Regions from separate parts of the Homo sapiens genome. Here region 1 is linked to region 2. Evidence: read pairs that join two places in POLR2A ChIA-PET (ENCODE). Cell type or tissue: IMR-90. All regions are shown on one strand.

Region 1 (5,000 bases), 79 kb after region 2:
AGGCTGAGGCAGGAGAATCGCTTGAACCCAGGAGGCGGAGGTTGTAGTGAGCCGAGATCATGCCACTGCACTCCAGCCTGGGCAACAGAGCAAGACTCTGTCTCAAAAAAAAAAAAAAATTGAAATAACTGAAAAAATTGAATTCAGTATGAAGTAGCTCCTCGCAGGTGAGTCACTAGAATATCAGAAACATTTTATTTGACCATCCATCAGCTAACATTCACTGAGTCTTTCTGTACCAATCACTAAGTGCTTATACGTATCCTTTTATTTTCAATCTTCACAACCCTATGAAGTCAGTACTGTCAGGATGCCCATTCTACAGATGAGCAAGTAAAGGTAAAGAGGGGTTAGATAACTTGCCCAAACGCACAACCAGTAAGTGGCAGAGTCAGCATTTGAATCCGAAGCCATAATGTATAACCATGAAAACTGCCTCCTGGACAGAACTCAGGGACAAGGATCCCCAAGGAAAGTGGGGGCCAGAGAGAGACTTCAGCACATCAGGAATGGCTACACTTCTTTTCTGGGGCTCTTCAACTTCCATGATTCCTTATAGCTTTGGGTTTTTTTGTTTTGTTTTTTTTGTTTTTGTTTTTGTTTTTGAGACGGAGTCTCACTCTTGTTGCCCAGGCTGGACGGCAATGGCGCGATCTCGGCTCACTGCAACCTCCGCCTCCGGGGTTCAAGCGATTCTCTTGCCTCAGCCTCCCCAGTAGCTGGGATTACAGCCACCCACCACCACGCCCAGCTCATTTTTTGTATTTTTAGTAGAGACGAGGTTTCACCACCTTGGCCAGGTTGGTCTCAAACTCCTGACCTCAGATGATCCGACTGCCCTGGCCTCCCAAAGTGCTGGGATTATAGGCGTGAGCCACCGTGCCTGGCCTAGCTTTGGTTTTATTTATTTATTTATTTATTTATTTATTTATTTAATTTTGAGACGGAGTCTCGCTCTGTCGCCCAGGCTGGAGTGCAGTGGCGTGATCTTGGCTCACTGCAAGCTCCACCTCCCAGGTTCACATCATTCTCCTGCCTCAGCCTCCCAAGTAGCTGGGACTACAGGAGCCCGCCACCACGCCCAGCTAATTTTTTTTTTTTTTTTTTTAGTAGAGACGGGGTTTCACTGTGTTAGCCAGGATGGTCTCGATCTCCTGACCTCGTGATCCGCCTGCCTTGGCCTCCCAAAGTGCTGGGATTACAGGCGTGAGCCACGGCGCCCGGCCAGCTTTGGTTTTATTTTGCTTCATTCTCTAATGAAGACAGTGAAAGCTCAGTCTGATAAACAACTATAAACCACTTGTGCATAGGGGGAAAAGGGGCACAAAAGCAAATACTACACTGAGATGAAATGATCGGTACTTTTTATTTTAATATTTTACTTAATTAATTTGCTGTTTTAATGTTCACCTAAACATTTATTTATTTCATGTTTTTGTTTGTTTGTTTTTTTGAGATGGAGTCTCACACTGTTGCCCGGGCTGGAGTGCAATGGCGCAATCTTGGTTCACTGCAACCTCCAACTCCCGGGTTCAAGCAATTCTCCTGCCTCAGCCTCCCGAGTAGCTGGGTCTACAGGCATGCACCACCACGCCCAACTAATTTTTGTATTTTTTAGTAGAGACGGAGTTTCACCATTTTGGCCAGGATGGTCTCGATCTCTTGACCTTGTGATCCGCCCACCTCGGCCTCCCAAAGTGCTGGTCCTATACGCTGCCGGGCAAAAGACACTGAGGAATGATGTCTGTTAAGGACAACAAGATAACTGATAAACTTTCCTGGATGTCCAGCATCTCTTTAGATAACTACCCTCCCATTTTTCACCTATGAGGTTGGAAGTGGGGCTGAATCCCCACTCCAGCTCCAGGGGTACCAATGCGTAATCCAGGCATGGGATCCAGGGGCATCCCAAGTCACCCATCTTGTCCATCGTGATTGGTTCAGGATGGGCACATAACCCAAGTAAGCCAATCACAGCCCTCTCCAAGACCATCACAGGTCCATGGGGAGCAAGGCCTGCTCTTTGCACAGAGATCGCTGGCTATAAGGGGAGGGGTCAGCCTAGGGCTGCAGGGGCCGTCCCTGCCACTGTAAGAGGAGAGATGGCCTATGAATGAAGCCAACACACAGGAAAGGAGCTGACTGAACTAGTAAGAGACAGATGAATCCCTAGATACAGAAGTCAACTCACAGCGAGACTTCCCAGTTATAGGAAACTAGAATTCTCTTTTTTTCTTAAACAAATTTGAGTCAGATTTCCTTCAGCTACAACCAGAAGGTTTCCAGGTTAGTTCAATATTCTTTGTCAGGAAATGAATCCCCCAAATACCCACTTGCCCTCCATAACAAAAGGGACCTATCAGTCCCTTTTACCTCGGGTTGGCTCCCTGATTCAGAGCTGTCGTGTCCAGTCACCCCCTTGCAGAGGTACTGGAGCTGTAGCCTGTGGTCTCACCCACATTTTATGTGGCTAGCTCAGGGGTTGGGGGTGAGACAGCCTGCCTTGGCTTGCCCCTTTTCTCTGCCTCCTTCCCCTGTAACATCACAGAGATGCCAGCGAATCCTGAAAAACTCTGCATCCTTCCTGCAGGGGCTCGGCTTACACATTCAGGCCTGCTGGGTGCGGTCCTTGGACTGGCTCCATTGGTTAGGAAAGACTTTCCCAAGGAATTCTTCCAAAGCCAGTTATTATATCATAAGACTGATGAGGATGACGATGACGCACCATAACTCACGGTGGTTTGCAGTTTCCAAAGACTCTCATTTGATCCTGATGATAGCCTGGTGAGGCAGGTGGGGCAGGGATTACCATGGCCATTTTACCCATGAGGAAATGGAGGCTCAGAAGTTAAGTGGCTTCTCCAAGGTCACACAGGTTGGGAGTGGCAAACCCAGAGACCGATTCAGTGTTCTAGATTTTTATTTCCTTTTCTCTTTGGCTACAAGCTCAGCCTCTTTCTGCAGTAATAGGTTTCCTCCCAACTTCCTCTTTCAATCTTTGGTCTCAAACCTTGCTTCCTGCTACTGGGGCCTCCTGCCTGTGACCTTTCCTCACATTTCTCATTTCCACTGAAGCTGGGAGAACCGCTCAAGAGAAAGCTCATTAAACAACACATCCGAAGGGCTACTGGCAATTCTCCACTTTCTAATGACAGCCATTATTACCAGCAAATAATGGAAAACAAACACAGGACAGATGTGTCTCGAGTACCAGCCTGTGCTGGAATACAGGGCAAGCAAAAACTCTGCCTGCGGGAAATGCCTGCCTGAGTCCAGCTCAATGAATTGATTCTTCTTTTTTTTTTTTTTGAGACAGAGTTTCTGTTGCCCAGGCTGGAGTGCAGTGGCGTGATCTCAGCTCACTGCAACTCTGCCTCCCAGGTTCAAGTGATTCTCGTGCCTCAGCCTCCCAGGTAGCTGGGATTACAGGCACCGGCCACCATGCCCAGCTAATTTTTGTATTTTTAGTAGAGACGGGGTTTCGCCATATTGGCTAGGCCGGTCTCCAACTCCTGACCTCAGGTGATCCGCCTGCCTCGGCCTCCCAAAGTGCTGGGATTACAGGCATGAGCCACCGTGCCCAGCCTCAATGAATTAATTCTGTACATGAGATACACAGGCATTCCTGCCCATCTACAATCCAGCTGCATGATGGGAACTCCACGCCTTCAACTCAGGAGGTTTCACAGATAGAGAGAATACTTGAGATAACCCAACTATCCTTCCATATAAGAAAACTGAGACCACCCAAATGCTGCAAGAAGAGAAGGTAAATATTTTCCTTCCGTTGACTGGAAAACAGTAGTATGAATATTTAGGGCCCCAAAACAACCGTGACTACACTGTAAATGGCTCTGCTTTGCATGAAAAAAGATAATGGCACATCCAAGCTTCTAGAAAATTTTTTTTTTTACTTCTCCTTTGGGTAAAAACTTCTCTTTTGGGTAAAGGCTGTGTAGGAACAATGAAGCCGAAACCAAGAAGTATCGATTCCTATTTAGCCTCCAAAAGCTTACACTCTAATTAGTGCTTACAATATCCTTAGGGATAAATGAGAAAAGGAGAAAAAAGGGACACTTCGCGAATGGGGGAGGCTGGGCACAGAGGGACAGCAATTCCCAAGAGACTGGGTAGTGAGGGAAACCCAAAATACTTCACCCCAAAATATGGCTCCCTGGTATAATGAGTATTTTGAACTAAAGGCCCTTAAAGATCAACAGATGCTGGAAAATGCTTTTCTCCTATCTGCATAAAGACCACGCAGACCCTCCAAGGAGAACTTTATCCTTACCCTCCCTGTTATCTCATTATCTATTGCAGAAAAGAAGACTGAAGAATCTGACCACACCTGAATGGACCTTTTTAAAGATGTCTGTTCCTAAACCGGGCGTGGTGGCTCACACCTGTAATCCCAGCACTTTGAGGGGCCAAGGCGGGCAGATCACAAGGTCAGGAGTTCGAGACCAGTCTGGCCAACATGGTGAAACCTCGTCTCTACTAAAAATACAAAAATTAGCCCAGCGTGGTGGTGCGCACTTGTAATCCCAGCTACTCAGGAAGTTGAAGCCGGAGAATTGCTTGAACCCGGGAGGCGGAGGTTGCAGTGAGCCGAGATCATGCCACTGCACTGCAACCTGGGCGACAGAGCGAGACTGTCTTAAAAAAAAAAAAAAAATCTGTCTCCTATTCAATTTCCAAAGAGAACCGGTACTGGTTAATCTCTGTTCCCTGATATCTTCATTCTCCCTAGTAATCATTTACTGTTCCCTGTCTCCTGCCTCCCCTCTGAAAAGAGGAAATGTGTGGCCGGGCGCAGTAGCTCACACTTGTAATCCCAGCACTTTGGGAGGCCGAGGCGGGTGGATCACCTGAGGTCAGGAGTTCGAGACCAGCTTGGCCAACATGGCAAAACCCCGTCTCTACTAAAAATACAAAAATTAGCTGGGCATGGTGGCAGGTGCCTATAATCCCAGCTACGTAGGGGGTGCTAAGGCAGGAGG
Region 2 (5,000 bases):
ATATAAGGTAAACATTCCTAGAAATGCAGACAAAATTAATAAAGCAATATAGTTGGACATTTTAATATACATGTTCAAAACTTGATATATCAAGTAAGCAAACAATAATCATGTATAGAGGATTGAGCAATAAAATCAATAAACTCAGTTTAATAGGTACATTTAGAATTTTTGGCCGGGTGCAGTGGCTCACACCCGTAATCCCAGCACTTTGGGAGGCCAAGGTGAGCGGATGGCTCGAGGTCAGGAGTTTGAGAGGTCAGGAGTTCAAGATCAGCCTGGACAACATGGTGAAACCCCGTCTCTACTAAAAAAATACAAAAATTAGCCAGGCATGAGGGTGCATGCCTGTAGCCCACGCTATTCAAGAGGCTGAGGCAGGAGAATCACTTGAACCTGGGAGGTGGAGGTTGCAGTGAGCTGAGAACGAACCACCACACTCCAGCCTCAGCAACAGAGCGAGACTCCATCTCATTAAAATAATAATAATAATAATAATTTTTAACGCCACGAATACAAAATATATATCCTTTTCATATGCCCATGGAAAGTTTACCAAAAGTAGTCATGTACTTGTGGAAATTTTAATAAATTCTGAAAAGTAGAGACTTCAAATGAAGGATGTGCTGATCAAAGCCATTAAAACTAGAAAAAAGTAAGGCCAGGCATGGTGGCGTCACCTATAATCCCAGCACTTTAGGGGGCTGAGGTGGGAGGATCACTTGAGCCCACAAGTTCGAGACCAGCCTGGGCAACATACTGAGACCTCATCTCTTTGAAACATTTTTTAAAATGACCGGGTGCGGTGGCTCACGCCTGTAATCCTAGCACTTTGGGAGGCCGAGACGAGTGGATCACGAGGTCAGGAGATCGAGACCATTCTGGCTAACACGGTGAAACCTCGTCTCTACTAAAAATACAAAAAAAAAATAGCCGGGCGTGGTGGCGGGTGCCTGTAGTCCCAGCTACTAGGGAGGCTGAGGCAGGAGAATGGCGTGAACCCGGGAGACGGAGCTTGAAGTAAGCTAAGATCGCGCCACTGCACTCCACCCTGGAGGACAGAGCGACACTCCGTCTCAAAAAAAAAAAAAAAAAAAGAAAAAGAAAAAAAAATTAGCTGGGTGCAGTGGCAGATGCCTGTAGTCTCAGGTACTCAGGTGGCTGAGGCAGAGGAATTGCTTGAGCCTAGGAGTTCAAGGCCGCAGTGAGCTACAATCGCGTCACTGCATTCCAGCCTGGGTGACAGAGGGAGACTCTGTTTAAAAAAAAAAACATTTTTAACTATTAAAGAAAAATTAAATAATCATGTTATTATGTTAAGACATATAGATATAAATTCCAGAAAAAATGACTAAAAGAATTGAAATCAATTGCCTCTGGGGACAGGAATCAAGATTAGGGAAGTATTAGAGGAGAAAACTTTCTATTGCTATTAGTCTTATGGTATTATTTGACTTCTTAAACTATATAAATATATCAATTTGATAAAGATTAAATTAAGCAAAATTAAAGAGTGAAGTGAAAGCAGCTCTGGAACTTTTTACTTTTTTTTTTTTTTTTTTTTTTTTTGAGACAGTTTTGCTCCTGTTGCCCACGCTGGAGTGCAGTGGCGCCATCTCGGCTTACCACAACCTCTGCCTCCCAGGTTCAAGCAATTCTCCTGCCTCAGCCTCCCAAGTAGCTGGGATTACAAGCACCTGCTACCACGCCCAGCTAATTTTGTATTTTTAGTAGAGAGGGGGTTTCACCATGTTGGTCAGGCTGGTCTCAAACTCCTGACCTCAAGTGATCCACCTGTCTCAGCCTCCCAAAGTGCTGGGATTACAGACATGAGCCACTGCACCCAGCCTTTTCTTTCTTTTTTCTTTGAAGACAGGGTTTTGCTCTGCCACCCAGGGTGGAGTACAGTGGCACCATCTCGGCTCACTGCACCCTCCACCTCCCAGGTTCAAGGGATTCTCCTGCCTCAGCCTCTCGTGTAGCTGGGACTACAGGTGCACACCACCATGTCTGTCTAATATTTGTATTTTTAGCACAGTCAGGGTTTCACCAGGTTGGCCAGGCTTGTCTTGAACTCCTGACCTCAAGTGATCCAGGCACCTCGGCCTCCCAAAGTGCTAGGATTACAGGCGTGAGCCACCGCACCCAGCCAGCTCTGGAACTTTGATCCATCCTGATATAGTAGAAAGAATATGGATAGTCAGTTAAAGCCAAGTTTGAATTTTCCCTGTCTTACTTATTAGTAATAGGATCTTGGACAATTCATTTAGCCTTTTGTCTGGGTTTCTTCCTTTGTAAAATGGGACACTGACCTGTACAGCCCCTATAGGAGAGACAATACTGGGCTCCAGCCCCTTGAGATAAACCCTGTATCCACTGCCCACCCCTACCCCAGCACAGGCAGGACCCCCCAGCCACAGACACTTGTGGGTTAACTCAGCCCATCTGCCCCTGCTTTCACCTCCTGGTTAAAATTGTTGTTTTGGTTTTGGTTTTCCGTACATCATAAGCATTGGGGGGTATTTTCCACAGTGTCAAGGTCCGTGGGTAAGGATTAGCCACAGCTTGGAAATTTCAAGTAGAAAATAGAACAAAATGGCTTTGAGAGTATTAAGTACAGGTGTTTTTATATCTACATCTGTATTTGAAAAGAAAATGTATCTCTTTATGCTTTAAACACTGTAAACAGATCACTGCAAAAACAAAAACCTGGGGCAAAATTCAAAATTGCTAAGAATAATAAAACTCACTTCTTGTGTTCTTATAAAGATTTGTTCCATTCCCGTGTTTGCACACACATGCATCAGGGAGCCCAATCCTTTCTCTCAGTGGAGGGAGGGCAGTTGGTGGTGACGGGTAGGGAGGCAGGTGTTTGAAGAAGCAGTCACAATGCAGCGTACTAAGTGTGGCTGTGGGGAGGAGCAGTCGATGGCTCTGTGCTGTTCAGGCTCGGCAGCAATGTTAGAGACCCGCCTGATTATCGAGTTGCCCAGCTAAAAGGACGTGGAAGAGGGTCTCAGAGAGAGAGCACAGTGATGCCTAAACATGGCTGCAAACTGGAACAACCTGGGGAGCTTTAAAAAGTACTGATGCATGGCCGGGCATGGTGGCTCATGCCTGTAATCCCAGCACTTTGAGAGGCCAAGGCAGGCGGATCACCTAAGGTCAGGAGTTCGAGATCCCCCTGACCAACATGGAGAAACCCCATCTCTACTAAAAATACAAAATTAGCCGGGGTGGTGGTGTGCACCTGGAATCCCAGCTACTCGGGAGGCTGAGGCAGGAGAATCACTTGAACCCGGGAGGCAGAGGTTGCAGTGAGCCGAGATCACACCATTGCACTCCAGCCTGGGCAACAAGAGCAAAACTCTGACTCAAAAAAAAAAAAAAAAAAAAAGTACCGATACCTGGTTCCCACCCCCAGACATCCTGACTTAATTGGTCTGATGTGTGGCGTGGGCAGCTGGAGTTTTGGAAGCTCTAGGAAATTCCAATGTGCAGCAAAGTTCAGGAGCCGCTGGCCTGCATGAGGGCCTGAGGCAGGAGACTGGGGCTTTCTGTAAATCGAATGGAAAGTTGGAGGAGAAGGACAAACTGTGGGCCTGGAGAGATGGGGATGCGACAAGATTTAGGATATAGAATGGATGGGAGTAGGTGGTAGAGTGGAGAGAGGGAAGGAGGAAGAAGCTGATGGTGATGCCCAGGTTTCAGGCTTGGGTAACTGGATGGAGGTGGTACATTTTCTGCAATTCAGAACACAGCAGAACATGGTATGCACAGAAGACCTGCTGGTTAGAGATGATATATCATCTTGGCTCAATACATAGTAGCCTCAACCGCCACCGCCGCCACCACCACCACCACGATCATTATCATCATCATCATCATCATCATCATCATCAATCTGGTGGAGGCTTCTTAAAAGCCTTTGTGGTCACCAGGATTAAAGCAGTGAGGCTGCCCTCTAGTGTCGTTTGTTTTTCTTTCTTTTTTTTTTTTTTTTTTGAGACAGAGTTTCACCCCGTGGCCCAGGCTGGAGTGTAGTGGCACGATCTCGGCTCACTGCAAGCTCTGCCTCCCAGGTTCACGCCATTCTCCTGTCTCAGCCTCCCAGGTAGCTGGGACTACAGGCGCCCGCCACCACGCCCGGCTAATTTTTTGTATTTTTAGTAGAGACAGGGTTTCACCGTGTTAGCCAGGATGGTCTTGATCTCCTGACCTTGTGATCCGCCCGTCTCAGCCTCCCAAAGTGCTGGGATTACAGGCCTGAGCCACCGCGCCTGGCCTCTAGTGTCATAATCTGTGTATTACAGGCACTCCTGCACTTAGGCTACAGTCTGCATATCTCTGCAGGGGATGAGGCTGGGCCCACGTAGGAGCCAGAGTGGGAGTGGAGGGTCAGGGATGAGTAAGGCATGGTCTCCCCTGTAATGCTCAGGCCAGGATCTCCCAGGCAAGCCCCATTCTTGGCCCTACTGTGAGTAAGGGTCTCCTTTGGATGAGTCGCTGTCTCTGCAAAATGCTCACACGGAGGAAGCCCGGAGCAGGGAATGGGTGCTGGGCAGTCATCCTGGAGGCCTAAGATCCAGTTGCGGCTCCCCTAGTACTTGGCTGTCTGACCTGGAGGGAGTGCCTTTCCTGGACTTCAGTGTCCTCATCAGGGCTGGGCATCTCTGGAGGATGACGTTGTGTCTTTGCAGCTGACCACAATAGCGGGCAGGACCTACATTTCCCAGCCCTCCAGAAGAGACAAGAGGAAGCTTCTCATGTTCTCCAGAAGGGCCTTCCCAGAGCCAGCAAGGGGCAGAGAGCAAGTGCCCTGGAAGGCTTCCAGGAGGAGGTGGATTAATGAATTAGTAAATAGTGTCTGTGGCAAGACATCCCACCTTTGAGACACTGAGGAGAAACTTGCAGACACAGCAAGGCCTGGCAGCAAGAGAAGAAAGGCTGTGGGCTCTAGAGTCAGAGAAACCAGGCTTTCACTGTTGGTTCCCCCGACT

Evidence for each region. ChIA-PET counts read pairs that join two places held together with the same protein. Peaks named below come from ENCODE experiments on the same cell type or tissue, not always from the same donor. Only the 100,000 strongest peaks of a DNase experiment are listed, where the experiment ranks them.
Region 1: POLR2A ChIA-PET joins it to region 2 with 14 read pairs; 2 of 35 experiments call an interaction of 5 or more read pairs at or near these places.

What each region holds. Positions count from the first base shown.
Region 1 is chr10:69,347,115-69,352,114 of GRCh38, reverse strand. The region is part of intron 2 of HK1 (hexokinase 1); the gene reads right to left. Among named protein-coding and RNA genes, the nearest start is that of HK1, 31 kb to the right of the region's middle. In IMR-90, no CTCF peak of the experiment used is centred here; a DNase peak (open chromatin) is centred at 2,674; H3K27ac peaks cover 190 bases.
Region 2 is chr10:69,426,263-69,431,262 of GRCh38, reverse strand. No RefSeq gene overlaps it. Among named protein-coding and RNA genes, the nearest start is that of TACR2, 12 kb to the right of the region's middle. In IMR-90, a CTCF peak has its summit at 3,957 (motif pointing left); no DNase peak of the experiment used is centred here; H3K27me3 peaks cover 949 bases.